Regions from separate parts of the Homo sapiens genome. Here region 1 is linked to region 2. The links are chromatin loops, found by intact Hi-C in ENCODE. Cell type or tissue: heart right ventricle. All regions are shown on one strand. Links, peaks and the distances in the headings refer to the core of each region. The heading gives the core; the rest is flanking DNA.

Region 1 (10,197 bases), core at 1,270-9,269, 59 kb before region 2:
ATGAGTCTCAAGGGACACTAAATTGTCAAAACAAATCTTGAAAAAGAAGAACAAAGCTGAAAGACTCATGCTTCCTGGTTTTAAAGCTTATTACAAGGCTACAGCAACCAAAACAGTGTGTTATTGACATGAAGATAGACATATAATCAGTGGAATAGAATAGAGTGCCCCAAAATAAATCTTTGTGTATATGATCAAGTGATTTTTTGACAAGGGTGCCAGGACCATTCAGTGGGGGATAAGACAGTCGTTTCAACAGATGTTGCTGGGAATTGACTATCCACATGGAAAAGAATGCAGTTGCACCCTGACTTAACACTATATACAAAAATCAACTCAAAATTAGCAAAAGCCTAAATTTAAGACCTAAACTATAAAACTTTTATTTATTCATTTATTTTTTGAGATGGAGTCTCACTCTGTTGGCCAGGCTAGGGTAAAGTGCTGTGACCTCGGCTCACTGCAATCTCTGCCTCCCGGGTTCAAGCAATTCTCCTGCCTCAGCCTCCCAATTAGCTGAGATTACAGGCATGTGCCACCATGCCCACGTAATTTTTGTATTTTTAGTAGAGACATGGTTTCATCATGTTGGCCTGGCTGGTCTCAAACTCCTGACCTCAAGTGATCTGCCCACCTTGGCCTCCAAAAGTGCAGGGATTACAGGCATGAGCCACCATGCCTGGCCATTGAACTATAAAAGTTTTAGAAGAAAATATAAGGCAAAATCTTCACAGCATTAGATTTGACAATCCTTTCTTAGATATAACATTAAAGACAAGTGCAGCAAAAGACAAAGTAGACAAATTGGGCTTCATTAAAGTTAAAAAGCTTTGTGCATCAAAAGATAATATCAACAGAGTGAAAAGGCAACCCAGAGAATAGGAGAAAATACTTGCAAATCATATACAGTTAACCTTCCACATTTGTGGGTTCCACATCTATGGATTCAACCAAATACAGGTCGAGAATATTTGGACAAAAAATTCATAAAGTTTCAAAAAGCAAAACTTGAATTTGTCACTTGCTGAGTACTACATTGAACCCATGAAAATGAAGTGATGTGTAGACATTGCATTAGCTTTTATAAGTAATCTAGAGATGATTTGAAATATGCAGGAGGGTGGCTGGGCGAGATGGCTCACGCCTGTAATCCCAGGACTTTGGGAGGCTGAGGTGGGTGGATCACTTGAGGTCAGGAGTTCGAGACCAGCCTGGCCAACATGGTGAAACCCCATTTCTACTAAAAATACAAAAATTAGCCAGGCATGGGGGCACGTGCCTGTAATCCCAGTTACTTGGGAGGCTGAGGCAGGAGAATAGCTCAAACCTGGGAGGCGAAGGTTGCAGTGAGCCAAGATAGCGCCACTGTACTCCAGCCTGGGTGACAGAGCAAGACTCCATCTCAAAAAAAAAAAAAATGCAGAAGGATGTGCATAGGTTATATGCAAATGCTATGTCATTTTATCTAAGGGACATGAGCAGCCACAGATTTTGGGATCTATGGGTGTTCCTGGAACAAATACCCTACAGACACAAAGGGACAACTGTATCTGATACTGGATTAATATCCAGAGTATACAGAGAACTGTTAAAACTCAACAACTCCAAAAACAAACGACTTGAAAAAATGGGCAAAAGACTTGAATAGACATTTCTCCAAAGATGGTATACAAGTGGCTAAAAATCACATGAAAAGATGCTCAACATCACCATTCATTAGGGAAATGCAAGTCAAAACTACAATGAGATACCACCTTATACCCAGTAGGACTGCTACTATCACAAAAACAGAAAATAACAAGTATTGACAAGGATGTGGAGAACTTGAAACCCTTGTACACTATTGGTGGAATGTAAACGGGTACAGCTGCTGTGGAAAACAGTATGGTGTTTCCTCAAAAAATTAAAGATAGAATTATCATATGATCCAGCCATTCCACTTCTGGATATATACCCAAAAAAATTGAAAGCAAGGTCTTGAAGAGATATTTACCCCTGTGTTCATAGCAGCATCGTTCACTACAGTTGAAACATGGAAGTAGCCCAAGTGTTCATTGGAGGATGAATGGATAAGCAAAATGTGGTCTGTCCATACAATGGAATACTATTCAGCCTTACAAGAAAGGGAAATTCTGACACATGCCACAATGTGGATGAACCTTGAGGACATTATGGTGAGTGGAATAAACCAATCACAAAAAGACAAATACTGTGTTATTCTACATATATGAGATACTTAGAGTAGTCAAAATCATAGAGATGGAAAGTAAAATGGTGGTTGCCAGCGGCTGGGGGCAGTGGAGAATGGGGAGTTACTATTTAATGGGTATAATATTTCAGTTTTACAAGATGAAAGGAGTTCTGGAGATGTATGGTGATGATGGTTGCACAACATTATGAATTTTTTTTTTTTTTGAGATGGAGTTTCGCTCTTGTTGCCCAAGCTGGAGTGCAATGGTGTGATCTCAGCTTACTGCAACCTCCGCCTCCTGGGTTCAAGCGATTTTCCTACCTCAGCCTCCTGAGTAGCTGGGATTACAAGCGTGCACCACCACGCCTGGCTAATTTTTTGTATTTTTAGTAGAAACGGGGTTTCACTATGTTGGCCAGGCTGGTCTCAAACTCCTGACCTCAGGTGATTGCCTGCATTGGCCTCCCAAAGTGCTGGGATTACAAGTGCGAGCCACTGCGCCCAGCCATGAATGTTTTTAATACCACTGAATCATACACTTAAAAGTGGTTAAGAGGGTAAATGATATAGGTTTTTTTAACCACAATAATAAAAATTGAGAACAAACCTCTCAATTATATTTCTATATTTCAGCCACAGTAAGAAATTTAAATTGTATAAAAGATAACATTTATTATAGCATAAAAATTTCAAACATCTAGGAATAACTCTAACAAAATATGGGAAATGCTCTACTTAGAAAAAGCATAAAACCTTGAGAGGAGGCAGGGCATTGTAGCTCACACCTGTAATCCCAGCACTTTTGGAGGCTGAAGCAGGAGGATTGCTTGAGGTCAAGAGTGAGAGATGGCCGGGTGCGGTGGCTCACACCTGTAATCCCAGCACTTTGGGAGGCCGAGGCGGGCGGATCACAAGGTCAGGAGATCGAAACCATCCTGGCCAACATGGTGTAATCCGGTCTTTACTAAAAATACAAAAACTTAGGCGGGCGTGGTGACGGGCACCTGTAGTCCTAGCTACACAGGAGGCTGAGGCAGAAGAACGGCATGAACCTGGGAGGTGGAGCTTGCAGTGAGCCGAGATCATGCCATGCACTCCAGCCTGGGTGACAGAGCAAGACTCTGTCTCAAAAAAAAGAGTGAGAGACCAGCCTGGACAACATAGCAAGACCGCATCTCTACAAAAAACAACAATAATAAATTAGCTGGGTGTGGTGGTGCATGCCTGTAGTTCCAACTACTTGGGAGGCTGAGGTGGCAGAATTTCTTGAGCCCAGGAATTAGAGGCTGCAGTGAGGTATGATCACAGCACTGTATTCCAGCCTAGATGACAGGGTGAGACTCTCAGTTACATGCAACATTATGTGTGAATTTTCCAAATGTAATATTCTGAATTTCAGGGTGGTTGTGAATTTTCGAGGAGTACCATTTGTTATGGGTTGAACTGTGTCCTCGCAATGGATGTGTTGAAGTCCTAACTTCTCCTCACATTGCATACTTGTGAATGTGATCTTATTTGGAAATAGGGTCTTTGCAAATGTAATCAAATTAAGATGAGGTCATTAGGGTGGGCCTTAATCCAATATTGCTGGTGTTCTTATAAGAAGAGAAGAAGAGGCAGAGACAGACACACACAGAGGAGCACACCATGTGAAGACACAGACACAAGAACGTCACGTGGGAACAGAGGCAGAGCCTGGAGTGATGCTTCTACAGCCAAAGAACAGCAAGGATTGCCAGCAACACTGGGAGCTGAGAAAAAGACCTGGAACACATTCTCCCCTGGAGTCTTCAGAGAGACTGTGGCCTTGCCGACAACTTGATTTCAGATTCCTGGCCTCCAGAACTGTGAGAAAATACAGTTCTGTTGTTTAAAACAACTCAGTGTGTGTGATTTTATCACAGCAGCCCTGGGAAATGAATACAGCATTCGCCCAGTACAGTTTATCAGGATTGAGTCCAACTGACTGCTTTCCACTTGTCCCATTTTTCTTTTATTTTTTATTTGCAGCCTTCTTTTGGATTAACTACAATTTTTTTCCACTTCATTTATTTGCTCTTCAAGCATGTGCTCTCCCTCCCCTTACCTCCCTTTGCTTGGCAAAGCCACAACTTTACAAAATGATACACTAGGAATTTCTGCAAGCAAATTTAAAAAGTCTACAGTTAATCATCTTTGTCCTCCTCCCAAATTACATAAAGATATTATAATACTTAAACTTGGATCAGCTCTTTCCTTATATGTTATTGTGACCAGTATTTTAGTTTTATATTTTAAAAAACCTGTAAGTTAGACATTAATGTGATGTTATATGGTCAATGAAATTTAGATTTACTTACATATCTACCGATTTCCCTGTTTAACACTCTTTTCGTATCTCAGTCCTCCTATCTGGGATCATTTTACTTTTCTCTAAAGTACATATTTTGGAATTTTTCTTTTTCTTTTTTTTTTCTGAGATGGAGTCTCGCCCTGTCGCCCAGGCTGGAGTGCAGTGGCACGATCTCGGCTCACTGCAGGCTCCGCCTCCCCGGTTCAAGCAATTCTCCTACTTCAGCCTCCTGAGTAGCTGGGATTACAGACACCCGCCACCACGCCTGGCTAAATTTTGTATTTTTAGTAGAGACGGGGTTTCACCTTCTTGGCCAGGCTGGTCTTGAACTCCACCTGCCTTGGCCTCCCAAAGTGCGGGGATTACAGGCCTGAGCCACTGCGCCCGGCCTGGAATTTTCTTTAGTAAGGATCTGTTGGTGGTAATTTTTCTCAGCAATTGTTTATTCTTGAAGAATCGTTTTTCAGGGAACAGAATTCTGACCTGGCTGTTATTTCCTCTCATTGAATGTGTTACCACACTATCTTCTGGCCAGCAGTGGGTGATTTCATATTTCTCACCAGCTACCCTCTAAAGGACCTAGTTCTCACCCATGGCCAGAAGATCAAGGTATATATTGCAAAGCCCAAGGACCAGGCGAGGGGGTATTGGGAAGATCAGAGGAGTGGGAGCTGAGAGAAACGCCAACTGCTCAGTGGGGGAGGGTGTCCTCTGATTCTTCAGCCTTTGCACAGAGACTCAGAAACTGGGCTCAGCAATGGGAAAATAAACTAGGACTCCTTTACCACCTTTCATGTTTAAAATGCTAGGGGGCACCCAGATTTGAACTGGGGACCTCTTGATCTGCAGTCAAATGCTCTACCCCTGAGCTATACCCCCAGTTACATTAGTAAGGTCCAATTAACAACCTTTCCCTGTGCAGCCACACCCAGACCTGCTGTCCTAGATTCCGCTTCAGGATGGGTTTCTGAGTTACAAGGCCTGACTTGCTGCCAACTCAACACCCTGTCTTAGAGGAAGCAACCAGTTCCTTCTCCCACAGCTCTGCCACCTCTCCACTCTCAGTTCCTGAGTAAGTGCAGGGATCTGGGGAGCAGTCCCCCGACAGCTGGAAGGCTCTCTAGTGACACCTATGTTGTGGGTTTTGTGCCGGGGCCTGCAAACAGAGACTCAAAATGCCCAATGGTTTGGCCAAGCCTGCAACACTTCAAAGATAGAACCCACATTTTCTGGATACTGGATTTGCCAGCTTTTCAGCTAAGATCACTTTTTAATGACCGCCCCCCACCCCCCACCGCCACCCACCGTGTGAAACCAGGACGACCTCCCTGAATTCTCCTTCAAATTCCACATTTGTTTAAGGCAGTTGAACTTTAAAACAGTATTTTAGCTTTTTTGCCTCATATATCGTGGTGCTTTGTTAGGGCAGCCCTAGAAAACTAAAACATTCCTCCACAATTATGTTGAATTCTCTCTGCTAAAGTAACTGGTGCAGTTTTTGTCTCAGAACTGGACCCTGAATGATACAGAAATAGCTACCAGTGGGGCACTAGGAAACATACCTTCAAGGAGGGTATTGGGATGGACTTGGTCTTGTCCTTGGTCTCTAAGGCAGTGCTGAGCACCTGGTTGGATCCTGAATTGTAGGGGATGGCCATAGGAAGAAGGTCATAAAGGCACTGTTTCATAAGCTCATCAGCTTCCTTCTGTGAGTGGACTGCACTATGGTCTCTACTCAAGTAAAACTCGATTTTGTCAGTTCGGCTCAAGGAGGAAAATGAATTCTTTAAAGGGGGCACCCAGAGTTGATCCAGGGACCTCTTGATCTACAGTTAAATGCTCTACCACTGAGCTATAATTGAGAATAGTATATAATTTATACTTTCTTATAGTTCCATACATACATACAGGTGCTCATGCTGACTCAACAGAGTTGCTGGTCCTGTTCAACTGTAAGTGGATCTCCTTATGCCATAACTATCTTCCTTTTCCAAAAAGAAACGAACATTTCTTGACATCAGCTTGGATGTCCACTGGAGGTTCTGTATGAGACAACAAAGTCTGTACCTGGCTTCGTATACAGGCAGAAGATGAAGCCCAGAGGGAAGGTGCTGCTTACAGAGCCAAGGATTCAAACTTTCTTTGCCAGCTTTTCAGTTGAGATCACTTTCTAATAACCCCCAGTGTGAGACCAAGATGACCTCCCTGAATTCTCCTTCAAATTCCACATTTGTTTAAGGCAGTTGAACATTAAAACAGTATTTTAGCTTTTTTGCCTCATATGTCGTGCCCCTTACAAAGCAGGTTCACTGTGCACTGGTTACCACTTCGGCCCACTGCATCTCAGGCTGCACCCTTACAGAATCCCTGGGGTGTTGCTTTGCCAGCCAGAAACCTCTATGACCAGTGGTGCCTTTGCCTGAGTTTTGCTCTGGCCTTCTGGGCTTGTTCTACCCACTCAGCCTGTCAGACAGTGCCCAGCTCACACTACTGGCCTGAATCCCACACTTGCCAAGGCAAGCCAGGCATGAAGTGGCAAGGGGTCCGTGAGTGAGCGTGGGGTCTGGCCACTGTCCATAGCCAGACACACTGGCTGTGGTGGGGCGGGCAGTTCCAGGCACTGGCATGGATGCCAGCTCCCTGCAAGGCTGGAGCTGGACCAAGCATACCATAAGCAGCTTCCACAGCTCACACCAGAAAATGCGGTGGTGCCTGGAAGCTCGGAGATGCCAGGAACCACAGAGCCCTAAAGGGGGTGTCACAGCCCTGGCTCAGGGAGCTCCTAGGTCTGTGGCTACAGCTCCTCTCTCCTTCTCTCTTCTCTTTTTCTTGTCACCCACAACGTGGTGAGCAAGGGACATGTTTCAGCCCTGTTTGTGTTACAGCTCTTTTAGCAACCCCATTTGGTGGGTACTGAGTTCTTGTCCTGTGTCCAGGAAGAATGAGGTACACAGACAAGTGGAGGGTGAGCAAGACGAAGAGGAGCTTTATTGAACAATAGAACAGCTCAGAGGAAACCCACAGTCGGTAGCTCCTCTACATAGCCATGGTGTCCCGATGAGTGTTCAGCTTTCAGCAGAGAGGGTAGCTCCTCTCTGCAGGCAGGTTGTCCCATCATCTCTTGAGCTCTCAGCAGAGAGGGTAGCTCCCTTCTGCAGCTGGTTGTCCCGTCATCTCTTCTGGTGTGGCTGAGTCCAGGGTTTTTTATGGGCCTTAGAGGGGAGAAAGTGCATGCCGATGGGTCCATGGGTGGCCATGGGCAGGCCCAGAAAAAGCACTGTAAGTACCCACTCTGGTCCATGGGACTGGCAGCTTGGTTCCCAGGCTTCAGGCCTTCCCCAGCTTGAAGGTGGGGCTTCACTGGGGACCTGCCCCTTTCTGCCCAGGAGCCTGTCTGCCTCTTGCCACTGTTCGTAGTGCCCAGGCTCTTTATGCTGAAGGGTACCTGCAGGCCAGCACCGAGCTGCCCTCAGCCCCTCTTCAGCCTCCCTCCTGTGCTTGTTGGTGCCCAAAGTCCAGAGGGGGCCAAGTGGGCAGGGGGCTGGTGTGTCACCGCTGTCCCGAGTGTGCACATACTCAGCCAGGTTATGACAGTGCTTGGGCTCGGCCTCAGCTTTGCTGTGTGATTGGAGTAGGTGTTGACAGCAGAGAGAAGCCAGACAGTGGGATCAGGCACTTCCAAGCCTACTGGAGACAGGGGGGACCCTTCCTGGGTCCCTGAGAGTGCAGAGATGCCTAGGTCTGCAGCTGCAGCTTGGGCAGCTGCAGCTGTGCCCAGGAGGGTGGGGCCGTTGCCTGCTTCTGGCCCCCGAGAGCTTAGGGATGCCCAGGTCTGCAGCCACAGCTTGGGTGGCTGCATTTGCCCTTGGGGAGCTCCTGCCAGCTCTGTGGAGTGCAGCACCATCCCAGGCCCCACTCCACCTCAGGGTCTGTCTCTGCCCACCCCTCTGTTCATGGCTGCACTACTCTCCCACCGATAGGTGACTCAGCCTGGCACCATTGTGCCAGCTCCCAGGGCAGCAGGCTCCGGGGGGCTCCCAGGGGTGGGCTTTGGGGACTGCTCACCTCCTCTCTGCACTTTCCCTGCAGTGATGGTGGATGAGGTGCCCTGGCCAACCCCACATGAATAAACTCCATGCTTTTGGGGCTGGTCCCATGAGTCCTGGCTGCACCTTTGGCTGGGTGTTTGCAGGCTCCCAAGATGCATTGGGGAGTGAGGTTGAGGCTACAGTGGAGGCTCTGGGCCTGGGAGCAGGTCTTGCCTGGCCATGTGAGGACGGGGGTGGTGCAGTCGGCTGCCTCAGGAACACAGGACACAGGGGCCGCACTGCCACCACTGCTGCTCCCACAGCCTCCTGCCACCACAGCCCACACCTCCCCACTGCAGCCAGCATGATGCAAGTGGCCACTCTTCATGGCCTGCTGCTGCCATCACTCTACTTGCCTGACTTCAATGAGACAGAGCACTCCCAAACACGTGAGCACCATGAAATGGGTTTATTACTTACACATAGGCAGCAAGGAACAGCAGAAGCCTAGGATTTGTGACAAACCAGCCCCCCAAAGCTCAGAAAATCGGCCCAGAATAAATGAAGTCTCGTCTGTGCATGCCTCACTTGCCCCACAGCTCAGGGACCCTGGTAAGCAGCCCACCCTGGGTTTTATACGCCAGAGTCTCATGACTTGCTAGGATAAAGCCTTGATGGACATCCTGTTTCTAGGAGGGACTGGAACAGCACCTGGGATGTTTTGGCCCCTTCTTCCATATTTCAGGATGTTGCATTCCCAGCATGTTCTACAGTTATTCCTCAGAACTACAAGCAAGAAAGTGTGGAGAACTTGGTTCATCCAAGGCCACCTAGAGAGCTGTCCTGCATTCCTCATTGCTCAGTTCTCCTTTTTGTGTTCCCTTTAACCCCTCCTCCCATCCAGGATGACATCAATCTTCTAATTTTTTTGATTCTTTAGGCTTTGTCATCTCCAGATCATTGTCTTTTTTGTACCTTCCCAGTGTGGTCCGAGGCCTGGCTGATCCTAGGAGAGATGTGTCAGTGCTAATGGGAGGGGGACTCTGATTACAGGAATACCTTGTTTTATTGAATTTCACTTTATTTTGCTTTGCAGATACTGGTGGGGTTTTTTGTTTGTTTGTTTGTTTGTTTATGCATTGAAGTTTTGTGGCAACCCTGCATCCAACAAGTCTATTGGCACCATTTTTCCAACAAGTGCCCACTTCATGATTCCATGTGAGCTTTGGTAAGGCTCACATTATTTCAAACTTTTTCAGATAAGCAACAAGGGAAAGCAGAAGCCTAGGATTTGTGACAAACCAGCCCCACCCACCCACCCACTGCCCCAGAGCTCGGAAAAGCTGCCCAGGTGCAAGGAGTAATTCTCACATTGTTTCAGACTTTTGAAAATTATTATATCTGTTATGGTGATCTGTGATCAGTGATCTTTGATGTTACTATTGTATTGTTTTGGGGTGCCATGAACCAAACCCATATAAGAAAGTGGACTTAATCGATAAATGTTGTGTATGTTCTGACTGCTCCACCAACCAGCCATTCTCCTGTCTCTCCCTCCTCGGGCCTCCCTAACAACTAAAACACAGCAAGATTGAAATTAGGCCAATTAACCCTTCACTGGCCTCTAATTAGGGTTCACATAAAAG
Region 2 (10,197 bases), core at 1,180-9,179:
TGTTTGAGTTCCTCATAGATTCTGGATATTAATAATCTTTGTATAGATTACAAAGATTTTCTCCCACTCTATGGGTTGTCTGTTTACTCTGCTAACTGTTTGTTTTGCCATGCAAAAGCTGTTTAGTTTAATTAAGTCCCGGCTATTTATCTTTGTTTTTATCGCATTTGCTTTTGGGAAAGTCAGAACATTTAAACTGAGGTTTTCTAAATGTGTGAATTAGTTAGCTTTTGTATGAGTAACGACTTCACGTGGCTCAGAGTTTAAAATGTACAAGTTGTCACCTGGCCAGCATGTAACCTCTTTGCTGGTTTCTTGTACACTTTCAAAAGAGAAACATTTCTCTTAGAGCCCCAGAGTTAATTTTATTTTAGTTTATTTCTTAGTTTATTTAGTTTAGTTCTTAGATCTGTATACACATATGTACACAAAACTACATACAAATGCCCTGTACTTAACAGTTTTATACGGCTATAAAAACAAAATAATTTTAGAAATCCTGCCATGGGTGGTGGCTCAGGCCTGTAATCCCAGCACTTTGGGAGGCTGAGGCGGGTGGATCACCTGAGGTCAGGAGTTTAAGACCAGCCTGGCTAATGTGGTGAAACCCGTCTCTACTAAAATTACAAAAATTAGCTGGGCATGCTCACATGTGCCTGTAGTCCCAGCTACTCGGGAGGCTGAGGCAGGAGAATCACTTGAACTCAGGAGGCGGAGGTTGCAGTGAGTCAAGATCACACCACTGCACTCCAGCCAGGGCAACAGAGCAAGACTCTTGTCTCTCAAAAAAACCAATTTTTTTTTAGAAATCATTACAAATGAAATCATAAATCAAATAACACTCAAATAATTAGTTTCATTCAGAGGAAACTAACTCGCTAGAACTAACAGGCTCTGTGTAATGTGTTTGTGAGGCTGTCCCTCACAAGCCTGTGAAGACCCGCTGGGCCCCAGCACGTCTGGGAAACCGCCTCTGTGAGCACAACTCTCACTTCCCTCTCTTGTGGACTTAGTTGAGCTTCTGTTCTTTTGCCACCACAGGTATTAAAGCACCACATGGTGACAAGTGAATCACAAACACACGCGTACAGGCACACCCAAGCACACAGTGCCTAGAAACAGCTTTTTGTTGTAAAGTGTCCACCCAAACAAGTCCTAGAATGCCCATATTAAAAATGCTAAGATTGTGATTAAAATTTGAATAGAAAAATTCTTCGGAGAGTTCAGGGACTGCTGGAAAACACGGATCTAGCTGCCTCCTCCATGCCACCCACCTGGAAAGAGACTCAGAGGCCTGCCTGTGTCTGATTGGGCTGTTGACAATGGTCAGGGCTATGACTCCAAGCTGGGCGCAGTTGCTCGGGCCTGTAATCCCGGCACTTTGGGAGGTGGTGGCAGGGGGACTGCTTGAACCCAGGAGTTTGAGACCAGCCCAGGCAACAAAGCAAGACCCTGTATCTACAAAACATACAAATCACCTGGGTATTTTTTTGTTTTTTTTTTTTGTGGCAATTGTGAATGGGATTGCTTTTCTGATTTGGTTCTCAGTTTGGTTATTGTTGGTATATAGGAATGCTAGCAATTTTTGTATATTGATTTTGTAGCCCGCAAGTTTGCTGAAGTTATCAGCTGACGAAGCTTTTGGGCCAAGAATATGGGGTTTTCTAGATATAGAATCATGTCGTCTGCAAACAGAGATAGTTTGACTTCCTCTCTTCCTATTTGGATGTCCTTTATTTCTTTCTCTTGCCTGATTGCTCTGGCTAGGACTTCCCATACTATGTTGAATATAAGTGGTGAGAGAGGACATCCTTGTCTTGTGCTGGTTTTCAAGGGGAATGTTTCCAGCTTTTACCCATTCAGAATGATATTGGCTGTGGGTTTGTCATTAATGGCTCTTATTATTTTGAGGTATATTCCTTCAGTACCTAGTTTATTGAGAGTTTTTAACATGAAGGGATATTGAATTTTCTCAAAAGCCATTTCTGCGTCTATTGAGATAATCATGTGTTTTTTGTCTTTAGTTCTGTTTATGTGATGAATCACATTCATTGATTTTTGTATGTTGAACCATCCTTGTATCCCAGGGATGAAGCCTCCTTAATCACAGTGGATTAGCTTTTTGATGTGCTGCTGGATTCTGTTTGCAAGTATTTTGTTGAGGATTTTTGCATTGATGTTCATCAAGAATATTGGCCTGAAGTTTTATTTTTTTGTTGTGTCTCTGCCAGGTTTTGGTATCAAGATGATGCTGGCCTCATAGAATGAGCTAGGGAGAAGCCCCTATGCCTCAATTTTCTGGAATAGTTTCTGTAGGAATGATACCAACTCTTATTTGTACATCTGGTAGAATTCAGCTGCAAATCCATCAGGTCCTGGGCTTTTTTGGGTTGGTAGGCTATTATTACTGATTCAATTTTGGAGCTCCTTATTGTTCTGTTCAGGGAATTAATTTCTTCCTGGCTCAGTCTTAGGAGAGTGTAAATGTCTGGGAATTTTTCTATCTCTTATAGCTAACCAGGGAGGTGAAACATCTCTACAATGAGAATTACAAAACACTGATCAAAAGAGATCAGAGAACACAGAAACAAATAGAAAAACATCTCATGCTCATGGATAGGAAGAATCAATATTATTAATATGGCTATACTGCCCAAAGCAATTTATAGATTCAATGCTATTCCTACTAAACTACCAATGACGTTCTTCAGAAAACTAGAAAAAATACTTTAAAATTTATATGGAACCAAAAAAGGGACTGAATTGCCAAGGCAACCCTAAGCAAAAAGAACAAAGCTAGAGGAATCACATTACCCAACTTCAAACTATACTATAAGGCTACAGTGACAAAAACAGCACGGTACTGTTACTAAAACAGGCACATAGATCAGTGGAACAGAACAGAGAGCCCAGAAATAAGGCTGCACATCTATGACCATGTGATCTTTGACAAAGTTGACAAAAACAAACAAGGGGGAAAGGACTCTCTATTAAATAAATGGTGCTGGGATAATTGGCTAGCAATATGCAGAAGATTGAAGCTGGATCCCTTCCTTACACCATATACAAAAATCAACTCAAAATGGATTAAGGACTTAAATGTAAAAAAAAAAAAAAAAAAAAAAAAAGACTTAAATGTAAAACTGAAAATTATAAAAACCCTGAAAGACAACCTAGGAAATACCATCTTGGACATGGGAATGGGCAAAGATTTCATGAGAAAGACACCAAAAGCCATCACAACAAAAGCAAAAATTGGCAAATGGGATCTAATTAAACTTAAGAGCTTCTGCACAGCAAACCATCAACAGGGTAAACAGACAACCTACAGAACGGGATAAAATATTTGCAAACTATGCATCCATCAAAGGTCTATAAGGAACTTAAACAAATTTACAAGAGAAAAACAAACAACCCCATTAAAAAGCGGGCAAAGGTCAGTCGGGCACGGTGGCTCAAGCCTGTAATCCCAGCACTTTGGGAGGCCGAGGCGGGCAGATCACGAGGTCAGGAGATCAAGACCATCCTGGCTAACACGTGAAACCCCGTCTCTACTAAAAATACAAAAAAAATTAGCCAGGTGTGGCGGCGTGCGCCTGTAGTCCCAGCTGCTGGGGAGGCTGAGGCAGCAGAATGGCGTGAACCCAGGAGGCGGAGCTTGCAGTGAGCCGAGATGGCGCCACTGCACTCCAGCCTGGGTGACAGAGCAAGACTCCGTCTCAAAAAAAAAAAAAAAAAAAAAAAAGTGGGCAAAGGGCATGAACAGACATGAACACATGGACAGGTCTCAAAAGAAGACATACATGCGGCCAACAAGTATGGGCAAAAAAGCTGAATATCATCACTGATCATTAGAAGAATGCAAATCAAAACCACAATGAGATACCATCTCACACCAGTCAGAATGGCTATTACTAAAAAGTCAAAAAATAACACATGCTGGTGAGGTTGCGGAGAAAAGGAACCCTTATATACTGTTGGTGGGAGTGTAAATTAGTTCAACCATTGTGGAAAGCAGTATGGCGATTCCTCAAAGAGCTAAAAGCAGAACTACCATTTGATCCCACTACCGAGAATATAGCTAGAGCAATGTATAGCATTCTACCATAAAGACACATGCACACAAATGTTTATTGCAGCACTGCTCACAATAGCAAACACATGGAAACAACCTAAATGCCCATCAATGATAGAGTGGATAAAGAAAATGTGGTACATATGCACCATGGAATATTATGCAGTCAAAAAAAGAATGAGATCATGTCTTTTGCAGGAACATGGATGGAGCTGGAGGCCATCATCCTTAGCAAGGTAATGCAGGAATGGAAAACCAAATCCGCATGTTCTCACTTATAGGTAGGAGCTAAATGATAAGAACTTATGAAGACAAAGAAGGAAACAACAGACACTGCGGTCTACCTGGGGGGGAGGGGGGAGGGGGGAGGAGGGGGAGGGGGGGAGGAGGGGGAGGAGCAGAAAAGATCGCTATTGAATACTGAGCTTAATACCTGGGTGATGTGATAATATGTACAACAAACCCCTGTGAAATGTGTTTATGTATGTAACAAACCTTCACATGTACCCCCAACCCTAAAATAAAAAAAAATTTTAAACCGTCCTTGAAAAAGAAAAAGAAATCGCCTGTAGTTTCAGGTACTCTGGAGACTCAGGTGGGAGGACTGTTTGAACCCAGGTGGTTGAGGCTGCAGCGAGCCATGATTGTGCTGTTGCACTCCTGCCTGGGCAACAGAGCAAGACCCTGTCTCAAAAGAAAAAAAAAAAAAAGACTATGACTCCAAGGTTTTGATTTCTGCTCCAGAATCTCAATCTCACACCTCAGGAGGAGCATGGACCACCCTACTTTGACTTTCTCCTCCTTCCAGTGCACCCTCCCCACCAGCCAATGGAGATAAACCTTTCTGAGGAAAACATTATCCTGGGGAATAATGAGTTGGTAAGCTGGTGATTAATGAAGTTGAGAAACTACAAAGCCATTATTAAAAAGGTGAACATCAGTCTGTTATTGAGGACAATCCCCTTTCAGGTCTGTAGTCCTGGCATCTAATTAATGGAACCAAAGCTTTTGGAAGTTCACTTTATAAAAGATGAAACAGTTGCCATTATTGTGAATACTGGTGTACTCCGTTTAAAAGTGCAATATTGAAGGTAGAACTCTTTGTGCAGCAACGATACAAGGGTGCGATTTGGGGAGCACAGCACTGTGATAAAAACAATGTTCTTGGCAAGGAAGTCTTTAGTAAATCCCAAGAAGATTCAGCAGGATGTCGTTGGAACCGGATGTGGTGTACACACAACTCACAAGTCCATCCAAACAGGCTGGGATAGTCTACCAATTCAGATAAAGTGTGAGGTGTTTTTTTAGGTGGTATATATGCAAATAAACTAAATTATTTTTTTGTAACAGCTGATTTAGTATAATAAAATATTTAGTTATGGTAGTATGTATGCACTTTCTGCAAGTGTTTTTGAAAATAGCTGTTGAGCACTTTCTGCGAGTGTTTTTGAAAATAGCTATTGAATAGAATCGCTATTCAATATTTGGTCTACCAAAATACTAAAACAAATCATACTCAGAATTATACTCCTCTCCAAATCATCCTTACTTGAACAATATATGTGGCTGGGAACCTGACTGTGGCTCCAGGGGCGCAGGTGTGTGAGATGCGAGGTACTGCTGAAGCCCGGAAACCCGCGGGGCTTTTCTACACCTTTCCAGGAGCAGCCGCTGGAGATCCTGCCTCTCCAAGAGAACCTGGCTAACCCCCACACTTAGGTCAGAAGAAATGTGTGATGGGAAACCAGCCCTCTCTGGGAGTGTGAAGGTAAAGACGGTCCTATATTTCAGTTCCAGTGGGGCTGCAGGGTCTTTTGCTATCGGTGTGCTATGTATGCAGGTCTTGCTAGAGACTGAGAACCTCTAAAAGTCATTGCGCAGAGGGAACGCGGATTTACCCGGCATGGTCTTTGGAAATCAGTGTGCTGTGGAAGCAGGTCTTGCTAGAGCCAAGAAACCTCTAAAAGCCACTATTCAGGGGGCACCCGGATTTGAACCGGGGACCTCTTGATCTGCAGTCAAATGCTCTACCGCTAAGCTATACCCCCGTCACACGGGAGGAAAGCGTCACTCACGTCTTCGTAGTCAGCCGCACGCAAGCCGCGTACAGCACTGCAGGGTCCGCGCTTTGGGCGGCGCTTTTCTCCGGCGGCCAGTTCGGACCTTTGCGCTTTTACCGTCACACTCCAACGCACTTTCTTCCCCGAGTTTGGGAAGAAACCCCGGGGTGACAGCCCCGGCTCACGGCGTTTACTCCTTCGGCCGCCGTCACCTCGAACCTTTTCTTTATCCGTCCCTTTTGGGCTCTTTCCCTTTTTGCTCTCATCTTTATTCTCCACCTCTGTCCTCTTCCCAAGATCCTCTGACGTCACTCATGGCCCTTCCCCACACCAATTCTTCTCCCCGCAAACCACGAAGACCTTCTTAGGCCTTTATCTGATGCAAGCATTGTCTTTTTCAACTAACTGCTTATCTGCGATGAAAATGGAGGGCCCGGAGCAGTGAAGAAAAGGTAGGCCATTTATTTCCTAAAGCAAAATAGGAGATGGAGGCCAAGAAAACCAAAAAGTGACAGCAGCGGGAGAGAGCCTGCCCCACTACACATCAGCATCTGCCAGGACACAAGAATGGACTCGGTGCGGGGACAGAACACCTGGAACGCAGACCTGGGAGCACACCATAGTCCACGCACGAACTGAATGAAAGAGCGTCACTCACTTTTACAGAGCAGTTGTGTTCACAGCGACTCCGTAAGGCTGGCGCTATGACTGGTGTCCCAATTTTACAAATGAGAAAGCTGAGACACCAGGCGCTATGACTGGTGTCCCAATTTTACAAATGAGAAAAATGAGAAACGTTGAAAAAGCTGTCCAACGTCAAATGGTTGGTAAGTGGAAATGCAGACTTAAGTGGTCTGGCAACAGAGTCCATACACTCAACCACCGTGTTTTACACATCACAAATTCATAGGGGAAAGGAAGCGTCATTTACATATATTCTACTGGGAGACTTAGTTGGCCATTTGGGAAAATTAAAGTGGCAACTAAACTTCATATTATATACCAAAATAAAGTCCAAGTGGATTAAATTATTACATATAAAATATCAAATAAAAGCATAAGACAGTATAAATTGCATCTAACTGATTTCTGAAGGACTTTCTAATACACAATGGAACAAATCCCAACAGAAAATACCAATAGATTCGGCTATATAAACATTAAAGGTTCAGGTATGTAAACAAAATCAAAAGGTTAATACCAAGTTGGGAAAATATTTCTGTCATGTAGGACAGTCAAAATATTACAAATTAATATCCTTAATAAGTAAAGAGCCCACATGTAATAGCAAAGGCCATCAAAAGACAATTCACAAAAGGAAATAGTATAATAGTAGTTGATAGAAAAGTATAAGTGTTAGTAAGTCAAAATAAATCTTAGTAAAACCAAAGACATGCAAATGAAAACAACACCATTTAACATTTTTCCTGTATTGAAATGGACAAAAATTAAAGTAGCAATCCTCATACTGGCAAGGGTATGGTAAGTCCATACTATTTTAGGCCTGTAAACTGGTACAATTTTTTATTTTTATTTTTATTTTTTGAGATGGAGTCTTGCTCTATCGCCCAGGCTAGAGCGCAGTGTCGCAGTCTTGGCTTATTGCAACCTCCACCACCTGGGTTGCAGTGAGCTGAGATCCTCAGCCTCAGCCTCCCAAAGTAGCTGGGATTACAGGTGCCCGCCACCATGCCCGGCGAATTTTTGTATTTTAGTGGAGAAAGGGTTTCACCATGTTGGCCAGGCTGGTCTCCAACTCTTGACCTCAAGCAATCCACCTGTTTTGGCCTCCCAAAGTTCTGGGATTACAGGCCTGAGCCACCATGCCTGGGCTTGGTATAATCTCTCTCGAGAGGAAAGGCAGTATAAAATAAGAGATAAGTTCAAACAATTCCCTTTGACCTAGTAGTAATTCTGTTTCTATGAACCCAGCCCAGAAAAAGCGTGAAACATGAACAAATGTTGGCTCAAAGATATTTAAGTGCTCTTAAGTGTTATTTAAAATATTTAAGCAAATAGATGGCAGGGCGCAGTGGCTCATGCCTGTAATCCCAGCACTTTGGGAGGCCGAGGCGGCTAGATCACCTGAGGTCGGGAGTTTGACACCAGCCTGACCAATATGGTGAAACCCCCGTCTCTACTAAAAATACAAACATTAGCCGGCCTGTGGTGGTGCGTGCCTGTGATCCCAGCTACTCAGGAGGCTGAGGTGGGAGAATAGCTTGAACCCGGGAGGCAGAGGTTGCAGTGAGCCAAGATTGCACCACTGCACTCTAGCCTGGGCCACAGAGGAAGACCCTGTCTCAAAAAATAATAATAATAATAATAATAATAATAATTAAACAAATAGAAGCAGAAATGCCTAATATTAGAGAGGTGGTTAAGAAACTGGCATATCTACATGATAGAAAACTAGCTATTTAAAATGTTTGATATAATTCACAAGAAAATGTGAATTACATCTTAAGTCAGTGGTTCTCGATTCTGACTACCTTAGAATCACCTAGGGAGGTTTTAAAAGTACTAATGCAGGTACGAGGGGGCAGATCAGTTGAATCAGAATATCTAGAGTGATACCCAGACACTGATAGTTTGTGCTGTCAGGGGATTCCAGTGTGCAGCCACGGTTGGGAATCACGATGTTAAATGAGAGTGGGTATTATCTCAAAGGTAAAAATAAGTAGAATCAACCAAACAAAAAGGTAAAAAGAAATATTTTGAGATCCTAATATCTCCTAGCTCCATGGTGAGATTGTTAGTGACTATTTCTTCTTTATACTTTTTGGTATTTTCAGTAATTGTTTTATTTTCCTAAACCACTAAGAAATTATTTTTTAAGTTTAAGGGCCCCCAGAAGCACCTCAATTCAAATTGGAAGCTCTTAATCTATAGTTAAATGCCCTATTTAGGGCCATAGCCCCTTCTTGTGCCCTCCCTCCCATCCAGCCACTCCCAGGACTCAGTCAAACAAGCATCAGTGCGTGGAACTGGCACAGGTCCTCTCCGTGGCCTTCTAGGAAGCCACCTACCTGTCAGCTTCCTGGATCACCCACCTAAGGGCATCTCAGTTCGGTGAGGATGCCCTTCACGTGCACTGTTTGCTCCAGGGCACACATGTGAAGACTAAAGCATGAATATAGGGGTTATGGGTGATTTCAGAATGTTTTTCTTTATATTCCTCTATATTCTTCACATTTTCTGCAATAAAATGTATCACTTTGAAAATCAGAAAAACCCATAAATATTACAAATTTAAGCATATCTCTTCTAGTAATTACAAGCAATATCATTTCCTTTTGACATAATTAGTACGTAATTGCCTAGATAAGACAAAAAAGACTCCAAGGAATGCTAATTTGGGAAATAAGTGCATTATAATTTACACATAACGTACTCATTCAAGTGCCTTTTTTTTTTTTTTTTTTTTTAAAGAACCAAGGTCTTGCCCCGTTGCTCAGGAATGCAGTGGCGTGATCATGGCTCACTGTAACCTCAAACTCCTAGGCTCAAGCGACCCTCCCATCTCAGCCTCTCAAGTAGCTGGGACTACAGGCCTGCTGCACCACCACATCATCTGGATTTGTTGTTGTTGTTGTTGGAGACAGGGTCTCGCTCTGTTGACCAGGCTGGTCTTGAACTCCTGGGCTCAAGCAGTCCTCCTGCCTCAGTCTCCCAAAGTGCCAGGATTACAGGTGTGAGCCACCATGCCTGGCCTCATTTATGCTTCTATAGGAATAATTAATTCCATTTTGCACATGAGGACACAGCCTCAGAAAATTTCCAAGGAACTCAATTTCAAGACCTCTCTGTCCAAGTCCAGGGCTGTTTCCACAATACTATATTTTTTCCATCTTTTCTAGTAAAGGTTGGATAACTGGAAGAACAGAGAGCTGAACACTGGGATCTGAAAGAGTTACCACCTCATTCCCAGTCCTGCCCTCTCCATGTGAGGACGGGTGAATCTGAGATAGAAATAATGGCTCATGTGTGCTGAGTGTTTATGTTGGAGGCTCATATACACTATCCTACAGAATCCTCATAGCTGTCTGAGGCAGGTACAAT

The links. A loop is a pair of places that touch in the nucleus more often than their neighbours do. Peaks named below come from ENCODE experiments on the same cell type or tissue, not always from the same donor. Only the 100,000 strongest peaks of a DNase experiment are listed, where the experiment ranks them.
Region 1: a loop joins it to region 2, with 4 times the contacts of the local background. A loop is called at or near these places in 3 of 110 quality-filtered maps.

Annotation. Positions count from the first base shown.
Region 1 is chr7:149,350,345-149,360,541 of GRCh38, forward strand. TRC-GCA13-1 (tRNA-Cys (anticodon GCA) 13-1) reads right to left here and starts at 5,402; the gene lies at 5,331-5,402. It also overlaps the pseudogene TRY-GTA11-1. In heart right ventricle, for the core only: no CTCF peak of the experiment used is centred there; no DNase peak of the experiment used is centred there.
Region 2 is chr7:149,409,087-149,419,283 of GRCh38, forward strand. It overlaps TRC-GCA11-1 (tRNA-Cys (anticodon GCA) 11-1), which reads right to left and starts at 6,123; the gene lies at 6,052-6,123. RefSeq lists an enhancer at 6,246-6,465. In heart right ventricle, for the core only: no CTCF peak of the experiment used is centred there; a DNase peak (open chromatin) is centred at 6,165; H3K4me3 peaks cover 1,040 bases; H3K27me3 peaks cover 307 bases.